2 separate regions of the Homo sapiens genome follow, and region 1 is linked to region 2. A link is an interaction called in ENCODE POLR2A ChIA-PET data of the cell type or tissue named here. Cell type or tissue: GM12878. All regions are shown on one strand. Each heading gives the region's core, and the rest is flanking DNA. Links, peaks and the distances in the headings are about the cores only.

Evidence for each region. ChIA-PET counts read pairs that join two places held together with the same protein. Peaks named below come from ENCODE experiments on the same cell type or tissue, not always from the same donor. Only the 100,000 strongest peaks of a DNase experiment are listed, where the experiment ranks them.
Region 1: POLR2A ChIA-PET joins it to region 2 with 5 read pairs; 2 of 35 experiments call an interaction of 5 or more read pairs at or near these places.

Annotation. Positions count from the first base shown.
Region 1 is chr16:48,096,699-48,104,647 of GRCh38, forward strand. It overlaps ABCC12 (ATP binding cassette subfamily C member 12), which reads right to left. Exons shown (of 31, transcript NM_001393797.1): 22 at 7,444-7,670; 23 at 4,174-4,311; 24 at 48-204. Among named protein-coding and RNA genes, the nearest start is that of ABCC12, 55 kb to the right of the region's middle. RefSeq lists an enhancer at 4,196-4,895. In GM12878, for the core only: no CTCF peak of the experiment used is centred there; a DNase peak (open chromatin) is centred at 4,593; H3K27ac peaks cover 856 bases.
Region 2 is chr16:47,043,887-47,051,835 of GRCh38, forward strand. No RefSeq gene overlaps it. Among named protein-coding and RNA genes, the nearest start is that of DNAJA2-DT, 74 kb to the left of the region's middle. RefSeq lists enhancers at 3,049-3,128, 3,139-3,188. In GM12878, for the core only: no CTCF peak of the experiment used is centred there; a DNase peak (open chromatin) is centred at 3,485; H3K4me3 peaks cover 264 bases; H3K27ac peaks cover 1,174 bases.

The DNA.
Region 1 (7,949 bases), core at 3,125-5,624, 1.1 Mb after region 2:
ACAGGCCGGAGCCTCCAGACTAAGCCCAACTTTGCACCAGGCATTACCTGGATGATGTATGACAATGACAGGCCTTTGGATGAAGTACTGATGGAGGAGAAACTCAGGGTCACCAACAAGGCCACAGTGAAGGTAAGGATGTTCATGAGGACATCCATTCTCAGCGCAAACCACCTGAGAGCACAGTTAAAGTAGAGGAGGTGACTGGAGTTTTCGTCGTTTAGCGTCTTAAACCTACAGTCAAGAAAATCAGAAAAAGCAGGAGATCAGGTTGTGCTGTAGACTTAAGGTTAGGGTGACTGGAGAAATGAGGCCAAGGAATTTTTAATCAAGGGAACACACTCTCACATAGCAAACTCTTACAAAAATGAACATATATTCATGCTCTTAAAAATCTGCCACTCTAGACATCTTTGATTTGCACATATTTTGGGAAATCTCATGTGGCAATAGAGTAGGGTGCTAAGTGGCTCTTTCTGTCTTTCCCAGAACTGGCAGCTAGAATCTACAGCTGAGAAGAAGAGGTGCCGAGTGCTTCACATTCTGACTCCAAAGGATCCCTATCGTGGAGTCAGTCACCCTCAAAGGCTTTGTGGAATTGACAATTGGCCCCCTTGATCTATAGAAAGGGTGGGGGTGGGTTGTGGAGGAGGTCACCTTTAGGGAAATCAATGTTTGTGACTGTAGAGGAGGGAAGGGAGGGTGCATGTTAGGTTTCCCTCCCTGAATCAGAGAAAGAAGATTGAAGACAATTGCTTATAAAGCTGGGAGCTTCTTCAAGGACAGGAAGCTGACACCTTGCATCCCTGCTGCACGTCCACGGAGCCAAAGGGCTTGGAGAGGGGGGAAGAAGCACAGAGCGGAGTGACAGGGAGATGACACAGCCAGGGGATGGGGGCAAGACCCACCCCCTGGAGTTCCGCATTCCCCAGATGTATGCAAGGTGGATCCCATCAGCTCCACAGTTCCTAGGGCTGAGATAGCAGAAGGAAGATGACCTTGGAGGCTGCAGTCTTGATGTGACGGTCCCTGGCATGAAGCAAAGGGGCCTCCACATCAGAGGAGTGCAGTGTGAGGGCTGCCAGGCAGAACTCACAGGAAGACCCAGCAACTCCTACCGATGCAGCAATGCTGGCAGAACTCCTGGGGTTCTGGCCCTACTGGGGCCTCCAAGCTGCTGTCCCACATCTGCACAGTGCATTGCAGCAGCAGGAAAGGATAGCAGAAAGGAGAGAATGGCCCAGAGGTGCCAGTCACCCAAGGATGTGTTCTTCCTGCTGTCCCCTCCCCAGTTCCCCCACATGGGCATCAGAGAGCCAGGCCTGGAGAAAAGGAAGAGGGTGTTTAAAAGCACAGAGCAGGTGCTTCTCAATTGCAAGCCTGCCCCACCTGACACACACACACACACACACACACACACACACACACACACACACACACAGCATAGCCTTGCCACACCAAGCCTCTGGGGGAAAGAGACCTGTGGCTTGAATATATTCAAGATTGAAATTTTCACCGCACTGAGCTGACCATTAACCAAAAGAGACATCAGATTCAATTGCCACTGTGGCTTCCCTGATCTAGTGGGGAAGGGCTTCATGAGAACAGCTGGTAGAAACTACTGGGGGAAAAATGAAAACCCTTCCACGCTTAAAGCCCTAAGGAGGTACAATTCCTCCCCTGGCATAGCTGTGAATGGCCTCAGGCACTGCTGCTCCATGCTGTCCTGGAAGGCCTCCCAGAGTTCTGCCTGGAAGCCCCTCTGACCAGCCGCCCTGGGCTCTGCTGCCCTCTCCTCCTCTCTGTTTCAACTCTAACTTATTTTCCCCAGAGCTTAGTCAAAATATTCTTCAAAACACAGTGCTGTTTCTATCATGTAGCTATACAGCATACAAATTCAACTGACAGCCTCCATGACCTGGAAGTCACCTGTGGTCTTATCCGTGTGGTTGGTTAGATTGCATAGAAACAAAATCACTAGCTGGGATCAAATTGGAATTTGACCTCTAATCTTTTTACATTTTTTAAGCTGTAGCATTTTTGTCTGGTGGCAAATGCAATACACGTCAGAAACCCAAGCCCTTTGGAAAGAAACTATTAAAAGAAGGGAACCCCCATCAGTCATTCTTGGCTCCCTATAGGATTCTCTCAGAAATCTTGGAGTAGAAGCTGTGGGAAGACAAAGTTTGCATGTGTGTTTGTTGTGGGTGAGTAGACTAATGGCTCCATGGGCTTTCCTCATGGCCAGGACTTTGGAAGTGTCTATGTGTGAGGCAGGACTCTTGACAAACGATGTTCAGGTCAAACTAGGGTCCGGACTAGGTGCTGACTGAACTAAAGACAAGGTGTGATGTCAAGTCTACTCTGAGATCCTGGGTGGTAAAATGGAGGGGGCGTGAGAGAGAGAATTAGAGGCAATTCTAAATTTAATGCAATTCCAGGCTGGTTGCAGTGGCTCACTATAATCCCCGCACTCTTGGAGGCCAAGGCAGGTGGATCACTTGAGGTCAGGAGTTTGAGACCAGCCTGGCCAACATGGTGAAATGCTGTCTCTACTAAAAATACAAAAATTAGCTGGGCCCCAGTTACTTGGGAGGCTGAGGCAAGAGAATCGCTTGAACCCAGGAGATAGAAGTTGCAATGAGCCGAGATGATGCCATTGCACTCCAGCCTGGGTGACAGAGCAAGACTCTGTCTCAAAAAATAAAAATAAAAATAAATAAATTTAATGCAATTCCAAACTTAGAATGCATTCGATGCACCCTTTAGAACTGCATCTAATTCTTTCTCTCTGAAGGGTGTGTTGGCATTTTAAGGAAGGAAAAGACAGAAAGTGGGAAAGGCTGCTATGGATTCACCAAACTCCATTTTCTTTTCCTCCTTTGGACACAGCTGGACTACATTTCCCAGCCTCCCTTGCGTTAGGTGAGCCCATGTGACTCCAATGTGGCCAAGGAATGTGCAGAAATCTTGGGACACTTCGCTAGGGTTGGACCATAAAATCCCCCTGGGTCCTCCTTCCTGGCCTCTCGCCTTGTCTTCCGGCCTAACACAGAAGATCCGAGAGAATACCTCAGGGCCTTGGGACAGAAGAGCCCCAGATAGAAACAGACTATGCCTGAGTGTGGAGTACAATCACCTACTGTTGCCCCATGGACCTTCACTAAATTGTGACATCAGGAAAAATAAAAATTTATTGCATGATCTCCCTAAGATTTGGGCTTATTGTTACTGCAGTGAGCCTACTGTGATTTATCCTTTTTCTTTTTTTTTTTTTTTGAGACAGAGTCTCACTCTGTTGCCCAGGCTAGAGAGCAGTAGCACAATCTCAGCTCACTGTAACCTCTGCCTCCCAGGTTCAAGTGATTCTCCTGCCTCAGCCTCCCAAGTAGCTGACATTACAGGTGCCCACCACCACACCCAGCTAATTTTTGTATTTTTAGTAGAGATGGGGTTTCGTCATGTTGGCCAGGCTGGTCTCAAACTCCTGACCTCACATGATCCACCCACCTCGGCCTTCCAAAGTGCTGGAATTACAGGCGTGAGCCACCGCGCCCAGTCTGATTTATACATTTTATGTCATATTTTAGAAGTTTGAAGCTGGAAGATGCCAGAGAGATTTACTAATGTAGTCCCCATATTTTAAAAAGAAGAAAATGCTAAGTGAAATGAAAGGTGGCCTTTAGAAATTATTTTTACAAGACTCGTGTAATAACATGAAACAGGCTATTTCAAACTGTTAAATAAATTTAAGAAATGATTATAAATAAGAAGAAAAAGAAGACGCCATGAATAGAAAAAAAGAACAAAAAATGGAAGGAAACATGAAAAAATTAATAGGTTTGGGTTTGGGGAGGGGCTGTAAGTGATTTTTTTCTTCTTTTTTCTTCTTTTCCCTATCTTCCTGAATCAAACACATTTTTACTTTTAGAATGAAAAATAGAACAAATGAGGTTGTCATTGAACAAGCTCCCCTCATTCACATCTTCTGGGGCCCAAGATGCTGGAAGAGAGGCTGTGAGGCCAAGTGTCTTCAAGGACTCCTCCTGATTCTTCCAGCTCTTTGTCTGTGATCAGTCCCCAGCAGCCCAGACTTCCCTCCTCCTGTGCACTCCCCATCGGAGTCAGGCATGAAGCATGGGGGCCTGGGGCAGGGCCCCACATGGGACTCACTAGGTGATGCAGCTCTCCTTCTTGCCATAGGCGTGAATGATGCCCAGGCCCTGCATGGAGGAGGTGATGTGGGTGAACCAGGGTGACCGGCTGACATTCTCCACCTTCTTGAGCTCCTGGACTCCTCTGTGGAAAATGCTGGAAGAAAATTGAAAGGGGCCAGGTGGGCCACAAAGTGAGGTCTCATCAGGCTTGCCCTCACACATACAGAGCCAACTAGGCACTCAGCACAGTGCTTAAGTCAGAGACGGTGCCATCTAACTGGGGATGAAGAGCAGCCTGCCATTCTGCAGTGGTGCCTGCCCCAGGTGTGGGAATGGCGGAGGCGTGAGAACCATGAGTCAGCGGCACCTTCGTTTGGCCACGGTGCTGTGTTTCTCATATCAGGAAAGTCTCGCTCCACAAGGCGTGATTCTAGTCTTCTAAAACCAAAATTTCTCATACAGCACAGCCCCTAAGTATCAGCCAACCACTTTTTGGTGCCCAGCCAGAGAAAAAGTGATCTGATCTAACTCTGGAAGAAAACCCGGTGTGTCAACTGCCAACATGTGGCCTTCTAAAGGCATTTTCAAAGGTAATTTTGAATGAACGTCATTATAGCTGACTTTAAAACCAAACACCCACGGGATGCAGCTCCCCTTTATGTGGAAGCTCCAGGAGCCCTGGTGAGCAGGAGACCAGGGACCTCGGGTGTTTACAGCAGCTGGCTGGCCCCCGAGAGAGAAGACAATCAAACCTCCAGACTCTCAGCCAAAACAAACCCAGGGCAGTGAGGAGGGAAGTCTCATTAGTGCAGAGCTAAAGTGAGTTGTTTGGAAACACTTGGATAATTCAAGCAGGACGAGCTCTGGTCTGTCTAGTCTTTATAGCTAGAGGGGTGGGTACAGAGCAGGGAAAGAGCTTTTACTAAGTAAATCAACTGCATAAACAGGAGGACAGACAAGAGCAATGATCAAATACAGGAATGACAAAAAGGAACATGAGCCCAAAGAATCCACTGTAAGCATGACATCCAGGACTTGCTTTTATCCTGTAAATGACTCTCAGAAATTATTTGTATTTGGTCATCACAATAAACCCTTGAGTTTGGAGACTCAGACCATTTCATTTGGAGACAGGAGAAGAGGGTCTGGAGGCAGGGAACCTAAGGCCAATTCACGCTGACTTCCTAGAACTAAATCAAAATGAAAACCCCAACTTTCCCCGCCTAGGTAACAAAAGGCTCAAAGGCTACTCTCCTTGCACACCTGCCCCTTTTTCTGGATGACAGATGTACCTTTGATTAGTCCCCTCCCACAACCAATCAGGCTGGTGGCAGGCCAAGTCTTCATTTGTATAGGAGTAACTGTAACTTCACTTCAGCCTCTGATTAGTCGCTTTCTGCAACCAGTCAGACTGATCATGGGCCACTACTTCATTTGCATGGGGCGTACACCAAGTGGCCAATGGGAAACCTCTAGAGGGTATTTAAACCCCAGAAAATTCTGTAACTGAGCTTTGAGCCCCTATGCTCAGGCTTGCTCCCATCCTGTGGGAGTGTACTTTCATTTTTAATAAATCTCTGCTTTTGTTGCTTCTTTCTTTCCTTGCTTTGTGCGTTTTGTCCAATTCTTTGCTCAGGACATCAAGAACTTGGACACCCTTCAAGAACCTGGACACCCTAACAATTTCGCTTCCTCAGGGTCACCACGGGAACAGTGAAAGACAGCAGCAAGAGTCCAGCTCTCCCAGCTCTCTAGGGCACAGTGTCAGCTCCCAGAGCCACACCTGCCCCTGCACAGAGTCCAGCTCTCCTGCCCCAGTACATTCCCACACCCGCATTTGCCACTGTCCACGGACACCATCAGCCGACTTGTTGAACAGAACTGAAACATCCGAAACTAAACTCGTATTCTTATTCCCCAAACCGCTTCTCCTCCTGCACCACACGTATCTCTCTTCACATCGCTCTCCACCTTGAAATCATCCTTTGCCTCTCCCATCCCCCAACACCCAAAATTCCACCAGACGTGGGAAGTGAAACCCTGATGACACTACCTTGGAAATGGCTCTCAAATCCACACCTCTCTTCTGTTCCCACTGCTGCTGCCTACGTCTGGTCCTCATTAATTCTCTCACACAGACTGTAGATTTCAAGGGACTCCTGCTCTATAGTCTGCCCTGACCTTTCTGTAGCTCCATTCACCCTCCACACTGTGGCCACAGCAATTATTTCTAAAACTAGGATCTGAGCGTGAAAACCAACAAACCTGTGCACAGGTGAAAGCAAGTCTAGGGTTTGTGGGCTGAATATTTTATTTGGAGGATTCTCTTTCAGATCTACAATAACTAACCCACTGGCTGGGCACGTCTAGGAGCATAATCCTGTGCACAGGTGAAAGCAAGTTCAGGGTTTGTGGGCTAAATATTTTATAATTTGGGGGATTCTCTTTCAGATCTACAATAACTATCCCACTGGCTGGGCAGGTCTAGGATCATGATAAATGATTATTTTTAGTTATGATTTTTATGGAAACTCTTGCATAACAGCTTATTCCATTTTTAACCAACAAGCATTGGTTGTGTAGTCTCCCTGATCCTCACAAGCCCTCTGAAACAGGTGAGGCATATATTTCAATGATTACCATTAAGGAGAGAGGAAACTGAGGTTTGCAGCACCTCTCTGACTTCTCCAAGGTCCTTCAGCTAGTTGTGGCAGAGCTGGGGCTCTAATGCAAATTTCTCTGATTTGCAACCCTTTGCCCTCACCCAATACCCACCATGCTACCTGCTAGGAACCCCAGCTCACCCCAGGAACAGCAGGGAGCCGGGCAGGTCTCCTAGGAGGCTGGAATCATGGCTGTCCTCCTGCTTTCCCCCAGGGTGGGTGTGCACAGCTGCAGTGGGAACCCCCGCCCCGACACTGTGCAAAGCTGCCTAAGGCCTTTCTCTAAACACACCCATGGTTAGGGTGGCGGTTATTTCTCAAAGCTCAGAGCAGCAACGGTAGAGCCCCATGGTTAGGAACATAGCAGCAGAGAGGAGGCAATCATGGCTACTAGTTTCTTGGCCTGGGACCAGTGCCGTAATCTTTCAATAGTTTCCACCTCTCAGGGTTGCTCTGGGGCTAAAATGCCAGATGTATGCAAAGCACCTGGCATTTACTAAGTACAAAAAAAATCAATGGTAGACCATCAGTAAAGACAGCAAGCACTCCATGCTCAATATCACCTGATACCCAGTCAGTGTGTGTGTGTATCGTTTTCTCGTGTAAATAGCACATGGGCCTACCGTAACAGAATGAAGAAGCCTACAGCAAGGCTGGCCACGACTAAAAGGACAGCAGGAAACACAGCAGCCAAGATCACGAGAATAAACACCACCATAAAAAACTGCTGCAGAAAGTTCTCTGCGTGAAACGGCAGCCTCACATCCAGCTCGTCCATATCCTTGGAAAAACGGTTCATTAGCCTGCCAGTGGGAGTCGTGTCAAAGAAACTCATTGGGCTCTTTAAGATCTGTGGAGAATGGTAGAGAGTCAAACAGAGTCGAGATGCGTGCTTAGTAAACCCTGCTGCTCTGCTGGAGGTGAAATTGTGAGCACAGGGCCTGACCTTTTTTCCAGGGCACAACACAGTGTGTCAGGTGATCTTGGGAAAGGGAGGATGCACCCCATTCTTGCGGCCACCGTGAATGAGTGTGAATGTGGGGATTCAGTCTCTGTGTGGAAGTCCCGAGAGACCCCCTATAGGTCAGGCTTCCCCTTCAAATCTGGGATGCAGCCTGAGACGGGAGAG
Region 2 (7,949 bases), core at 2,128-4,627:
GCCCAGATGGCGCCACTGCACTTCAGCCCGCGTGACAGAGCGAGACACTCTCAAAAATAAATAAATAAATAAATAAAAATAAAATATTCCACACAACCCCTAAGGAGCCCTAAGCTCAGGGCTCCTTTTCAGGAGGTTTTCACTGCACACAACTTTATATGGTACATTAGACTCTTCTCAGAAACAGGGAGGCAGTGTAGCCTGGCAATTAATAGTACAGACTCTGAGAGGGAGCCTGCATAAGCTCAAATCTCAGCTCTACCACTGCTGGGCATGTGGCCTGGAACAAGCCACTTAACATCGCTTCCCTGCAGAAGGTGATCTGAGAGTAAACACTCTAAAGAAAGGGTAAAGCCGGGCCGGGCACGGTGGCTCACACCTATAATCCCAGCACTTTGGGAGGCTGAGGCCAGGAAGGATTGAGGCCAGGAGTTCGAGACTAGTCTGGACAACATAGTGAAACCCTGTTTCTACAAAAAAAAAATACAAAAATTAGCCAGGCATGCTGATGTGCACTTGTAATCTCAGCTACTCGGGAGGCTGAGATGGGAGGATCAGTTGATCCTAGGAGGCCGAGGCTGCAGTGAGTCATGATTGCACCACTGCACTTCAGGCTGGGCAACAGAACAAGACCCTGTCTCAAAAATAAATAAATAAAACATGAAAGAAAGAAAAGATGGGATGAAAACCATTTGGCACTTGTTCTATTAAAGATTAACACAGCCAGGCTTAGTGGCTCACATCTGTAATCCTAGCACTTTGCGAGGCCAACACAGAAGGATTGCTTTAGCTCAGGAGTTTGAGACCAGCCTGGGCAACATAGTGAGACCTCATCTCTACAAAAAAATAAAAATAAAAATAAAAAATTAGCCAGGCATGTTAGCACATGCCTGTGGTTCCAGCTACTTAGGAGGCTAAGAGGAGAGGATCACTGACACCCATGATTTCAAGGCCCATGATTTCAAGGCTGCGGTGAGCCTGGGTGACAGAGCAAGATTCTGTCTCAAAAAAAAAAAAAAAAAAAGAATACATGACTACCCTACGAACCAAAAATTGTACTCCTAGGCAGATACCCAACAGAAACACAGCCCTATGTGTGCCAAAGAAACATGGACTAGAATGTCCAAGGCAGTGCTAGTCACGATAGCCAGACTGGAAACTACCCAAATGCTCATCAACAGTAGATGAAAAACAATTATTTCCACAGGAGAGACGTTGATGAAACAATGAGAATGATTATCTAAACTACATACGACCACGTGATTGAATCCTGCAAATGTCTTGTGGGGTGGGAGAAGCTGAGTGCAAAGCATCTATGGTAGGACTCCATTCACAGATACAGAAGCAGGCATGCATGTCGGCCGTTAGAGGTCAGCTTTGGAGACAGCGAGTGACTGGAAGGGAAGTTTCTGGGAGCTGAGTGTGCTCTGTGTCTTGAACCGGGTGTGAATGTTAATGATGTACTTTTCTGTATGTAAATTATTTTCCAACAAAAATTTAAAAAGTGGAAGGCAATGGTTGGAATGGATTTAATTCAAGATAATGGGAGTGGGTTCTTTGGAGCCTGAAAGGATTGTTTCAGAAAATTCCACAGGCTCCTGTTCTCTTACAAGGCCAACAGTGCTGGAGCAGAGAGCATTTAGATGCCTTCCAGGAAGTGCTGTCCGTAATGGGACTAAGAGGAACGGGTTTAATAACCTTCCTATGCTGGCCGTACTTTGTGGTTTTCAAAGCACTTATCTGATCTGCATTTACTGAGTGTGAAAAAATTGTTATTTTAGTGGTTGGCACTTCTAAAGAAGGGTGCCCATTTAGGAAGTAAATTTCCCTTTCCTCTCCCCTCCCCTCCCCTCCCCTCCTCTCCTCTCCTCTCCTTCTTCTCTTATTTCTCTCTCTCTCTCCCCCCCCCACCTCTTTTATCTCTCTCTCTCTCTCTTTCTCCCTACCTCTTTCTTTCTCTCTTTCTCTTTCTTTTTTTTCCTTCAGGGCTTCACTCTGTCACCCACTCTGTCTGCTGGAGTGCAGTGGCATGATCACAGCTCACTGCAGCCTCAACCTCCCCAGGTTCTGGTGATCCTCCTACCTCAGCCTCCCTAGTACCTGTGACTGCAGGTGCATGCCACCATGCCTAGCTAAGTTTTGTACTTTTTGTAGAGAAGGTGTTTCACCATGTTGCTCAGGCTGGTCTTGAACTCCTAGGCTCAAATGATTCACCTGCCTTGGCATCCCAAAGTGCTGGGATTACAGGCATGAACCACTGTGGTTGGCCTGGATCATCTAGTTGCTCAACAGAAATGCAAAAAAAAATTTGAGTGAGGCTGGATGTAATCTCCAAGGATTCGCAGAAATCTTGGGGCACAGGGATATCAGTTTTCCATTGACAAGGGATCTGAGGTCCCTGCCAGTTTCATTTAAATTTCAAGAATAGGCCGGGAGCGGTGGCTCACGCATGTAATCCCAGGACTTTGGGAGGCCAAGGCAGGTGGATCGTGGATCACTTGAGGTTAGGTGTTAGAGACCAGCCTGGCCAGCATGGTGAAACCCCGTCTCTAATAAAAATACAAAAATTAGCGGGGCATGGTGGCACATGCCTGTGATCCCAGCTAGTCGGGAGGTTGAGGCATGAGTCTCACTTGAACCTGGGAGGCAGAGGTTGCAGTGAGCTGAGAGCACGCCACTGCACTCTAGCCTGGGTGACAGAGTGAGACTCTGTCTCAAAAAATTTTTTTTTTTTTCAAAGAACAGCATGACTGCAGCAGGCTTACACCTGGGTATGGGGAGATGGGGAGGAAGGCTTTGTGATCCCGATTACACAGGATAAATCAATCCCAGAGAGGTTAAGAAACGTGTCCGAGATTACATAGTGAGTGTGGCCCCGTGGGATTTGAACCACTGGGCATAGAACACCTGGAGAGGATTTGGACCCTGAAAGTCCTGCTCCTGCCGCCAGGTTTCCAGGCTGGCCTGACTCCTGCCCTCCTCCAGGCTGGGAAAGTCCACACAGCCCACTTTTTCATCTGTGAGCTGCCTGGAGCCTTCTGATGAATCAACTTCTCTGGCCTTGATAAGTCAGGGCAGGTTTCTGAGCTTGTCCTTGAAGCACCCATCTCACAGATGTGATGAGGCCTACCCTGTGTCCAGCCTTAGCCTGGTCCTGGACATGCGGACCCAGCCCCTCTCCTAGAGGAGCTCACAGTCAGGAGTGGAAGCAGGGGGCAGCTGTCTTCAGAAGGGGATGTGCACAGGCTGCCCGTTGCACAGTGCTGATGCTGGGCTTGCCCAGTGACCACCGCCCTCAAGGAGCTGGGGCTGGAGTAGTAGAGGATGGGGGAGGAAGAAAATGTCCCTAATTTGCAATGACAGGCTTCTAATCTATAAATAGCTTTCGGAAATAGAGCAGAGAGAGAGAAAGAGAAGTCATTTGCAGGCTTACATTCAATTCAACAGCAGCCTTTTTCTTCCTTCTGAGACAAGCTATTTGAGTCTATTCAAACTGAAAAAAACAAAAACCACTTTGAATGACCAAATAATCTATTCAGCCATCTTGATGCCTCTCCCAGCTGGGAATTCACATTTTAGGCAGCCTTTGTCCCAGGGGTGGGTGAAGGCAGGTGAGTTCTGAGTGTGGAGGTGGAACAGTGAATACCCAGGCCCCTTTCCACCCCTCTCTCCAAGAAGTGTACCTGCAAACTCCTCAGCACCAGCCGCCACCATGGGAGAAATTCATTAGCAGATCTGGTTTTGCATAATTTAGTAGCTAGCATTCACAAATTAAGTCTGCTGGCTCCCCTCGTGGTAATGGCCTTTAGAGAGATGTGAGAAAACACAGGCTTGTAATCCCAGCAGTTTTCTGGAGCTGATAATTAATAACAACAATAAACTGCTAATAAGACACATCAGTTTTTCCTTCCACTCATGTCTTCTTGCTTGTTCCTCACCACTGCAGAAGAGGAAAGCAGATCTGATGTCCTCCATCTGATAGGCAAGGGAACTGAGATCTGGGGAGGTGTTCCCAGCTGGGGAGGAGGCTGTTCTGGAATCTGCCTCTTCAGCCGGCCTGGGGAGGGTCCTGGTGCCCTCTGAGCTCAGGGCCATGGCCCACTCAGGAGGCCACTGGGGGACCATGGGAGAAGCAGGGCTCGGGAGCACTAAGCCTCTACCCACAGTCTGCATAGCAGGAACCTCAGTCCTTGCTGGAGTCCTTGGCAGAGCAAGTCCTTCGATTAGCAACACCATCAACAGCTGCAATAATCCAAAGCTAATCTTTGTCAAGTCCTTTCAGCCACCAAACACTCTTTCTGCATGCACCATCTCATCAATAACACACAGTTGCCCATGAAGAAGGTACCTATCACCTTTTTGCTTTGTTTTGTTTTGTTTTGAGACAGTGTCTTGCTCTGTCACCCAGGCTGGAGCGCAGTGCTGCAATCAAGGCTCACTGCAGCCTCAAACTCCTGGGTTCAAGCGATTCTTGCACCGCAACCTCCTGAGTAGCTGGGACTACAAGCGGCACCACATGCCCAACTAATTATTTTTTGTATTTTTGTGGAGATGGAATCTCACTATGTTGCCAGGCTTGTCTCAAACTCTTGGCCTCAAGCAATCCTCCTTCCTCTGCTCCCCAGAGCACTGGGATTATAGTCGTGAGCCACTGAGCTGGCCAAATATCACTTCAATTCACTGGTGAGGAAATGAAGGCTCAGAGAGGCTCCAACAGACCCCAGTTGGAGTGGCTTCCTGGTCCCCAGAGCGTCTCCTTCTCTGGGATCGATCTGGATGCAGGTAAGCCTGGCGGGTCTGCTTCTGACATATGGCCTTGTCCCCTTGCCAAAGCTGATTGGGCCAGGAATGGGCTACTGGTCTCTGTTTGGCCAACCACAGCCTCTGTCTGGGATGCGTTAGGCTGGTGCTAAGGCAAGGGAGGCAATATCCCTCTGGCGATGGCTGGAGCCATGGCAGCCCTGCTCTTCCCCTGCACAGGAGGCCAGGCAGCAGCAGGAAGGCAGCTTCAGAGATGGGGAGCGCAGGGACAGGCAGCATCCTGTGGTGTTTGAGTCCTTTATTCCAGTTGTCCCTGAGGCACCCCAGTGGTGACCAGCCCCGGTATCCTCTGAATAAGCCCCCTTTACTTGAGTTGGTTGGATTCAGGTCTCTGTCTCTTGAAACCATGAGTTGTAACCTAGGACCTTGGCTGGGGTCCCTGGGAAGCATGACGTGGCAGGGACTGGAGTCTTGTCCCCTCTCCACCAAGGCTTCCAGGGCCTCCCGGGACTCTCCTCCTTGTGGGTCTCTGCAGGGATTGCGGCAGCCAGGGAAGGCCCCTGGTTCTCAATGCCCGCTGCAGAGGAGCCCCAGTGAAGGGCAAATAGTACTGAGACTACACCCTCTCTGAACCCCCAAATCACAGCACCAGTGTGGCACAGGGCTTATTCATGCCACCCCTGTGTTCTGGGCAGGACTGCCCGAGCCAGCCATGTGGGGCCTTGATTTTTTGAGGGAGAGGAGTCCATGGTCACCTTGTGGTTGGCGGGGTTCGAGAGGCAAAGGTGTCCATGAAGTGGCCCCTGGCCTTTGCCCTGGGCAGGACTTGGAATCCCTGGAGGCTCTCACTCCAGGAATCAGGGTGGAGACATCCCCTGCCTTCTCCCCACTCACCCTGAGGGCCTCCCTAAGTGATCAGGAATCCAAAGTGTGCTTTCCATGATTTGTGTCTCCTCTCCATCCCCCAAATCCCTTGCAGAAAGGTTACAGGCTCCCACTGCGCCAAAGAATCCCCCAGCCCAGTGCATGGGCAGCTGCGCATGCAGGGCTATGGTTGGAGACCACGGCTCTGCCCACTGCTAGCCTTAGGACCTTTAGGCGCGTTCTTCAACCTCTGCATGTTTGAGGCTTCTAAATCCATCACAAAAAAAGACGACAGTAATAGCGAGTAACTGCCTTATGGAATGATTGTTAGGACTCAAAGACATATTACAAGTCAATTGCAGCACTCAGTGAGCTCAGTAAATGCTGGTTAGAGGCAGCAGGCCAACAGAGGGAAAGGGATTCGCCCAAGGTCCCACTGTAAGTCAGGACTCAGCTGGGACCAGAAGCCAGACCTCCTGGCCACTGGTTGATCTCCTCTAAAGACCCAGAAAGCACCGCACTCTCTCCCCCACGCCCACCCCAGCACCCACTCGAGCTGCCAAAGACTCGCAGAGGCATGTGGGATGCCCAGAACCAGGGCTTTATGTTTGGCAGCTGCCTTAGGAAGGGAATGCGCTGGGGAAGGGGCAATGGGTTTCTGTGGATTGGAATTTATAAAGTGACAGTTGGTTCTGGTGATTCAGGCAGTGATTTGTGATTTATTGACACATCAGAAAAAGCTGTCAACCCACCCCAGTCAGCTCCTTCTCTGGAAGGCACCACCAGCTGGGAGCCCCCACCCTCACTCCACCCCTAAACCAGCCCTTTGGAAGTGGGATGTGGGTGGCAGCCTCCCTCCCTCCCCCAGCAGGTGGGGGTATTGACCTTGCTGCCCACAGATGACCAAGGGACAGGGTGGATGTTATTTGGTGAGGGGTGTGCACCGTGAACTCTTTCCTTCCCTATGAACATTTCAGTGAGGTTGACGTTACTTGCTTAAGGGTGTACGTGCAAGCTCATTTCCGTGAGTGGGGTGGCGGGGCACTTGGGCAGGTCTGTGTGTCGAGTCCTGGGCTGTTCGGGAGAACAAGGAGCTGGCTTCTAGGATGCGGGGCTGAAGATGTAGGATGGAGAGGCCCCAGCTGCCATCTGGAGGATGTGGCTGATGGGAAGGGAAACCTCTCCTTTTCCTCTTCTGCCTCCAAGACCTCTTCAATTTTTGTTCAAATCAAGACCATTGGTTATCTTTACAATAATGGTTTTAAAAATCAATAAAGAAAATGTATCAGCAACTGAGAAGAGGTCTTGAAGGCAAAATAACTGGATGAAGGAGGAGCAGATGACAAAGGGGGAAAGAGTCCTAGAGGACGGCCAGGTCCCAGGAGAAGGCCAGGAGCGGGCTCTGACATGTGGAGAGCTTAGGCCGCAACTACGAGGACAGCCTGGGAGTTGTGCCTTCTGTCCACAGGCCAAGGTCTCTGTGGTTCACAAAGTCTTACATGTGGCTGAACCACATACACACCTGCAAGGAGGGTGGAACAAATATCACCATACTCCTAGGTCACAGGCGAGAAAACCAAGGCGTGAAGATGCCATGACTTTCCCAAACTCACATAGGCGAGTCACGGCAGGGCCTTGATGGACCCCCAGTAGCCCATCTGGCACCTTCGGGGAAACCCAGCCCTGCAGGTAGGTGCACAGCTGGCAGGTGAACCCTGCGAGACAGACGTGGGGCACAAGGCACACAACTGCACCCAACAGCCCTGGCTTGGGCTCGAACCGAGGTCTCTGAACTTCAAAGGCCCAGCTCCTTCTGCCCTGCTAGAGCAGTCCCATGAACGATGAAGGAGGATGAGGAAGGGCCTGGAACTCCATGATGGGCAGGCCCCTGGAGCATGCACTGCACTATTTGATTTTCTCCTGTCTGGTCCTGGGCCAGGCTTTTCTCTGGGTGGAGGTCATCGAGGCACATGCTGAGAACTGCCATGGGTAGGAGTGGCCCGCACTGTGTGCCTCTCCTCGACATGTGACCAGCTGATGCCCAGAGCTTGGTAGAGACTTCACACTGTTTCTAAAAAAAAAAACAAATCATCTTCTACAAAACGTCTATCTCCTGGTGTCACGAAGCCACGGACGACACCAGAAAAGGGTGGCCTGTGGAATGTGGCCTTCAGTTGGACACTGCCCTCGGAAATTTGTCCCCGACTCTATCCTTTTTTTTTTTTTTGAGATGGAGTCTCACTCTGTTGTCCGGGCTGGAGTGCAGTGGCGTGATCTCGGCTCACTGCAACCTCTGCCTCCTGGGTTCACGCCATTCTCCTGCC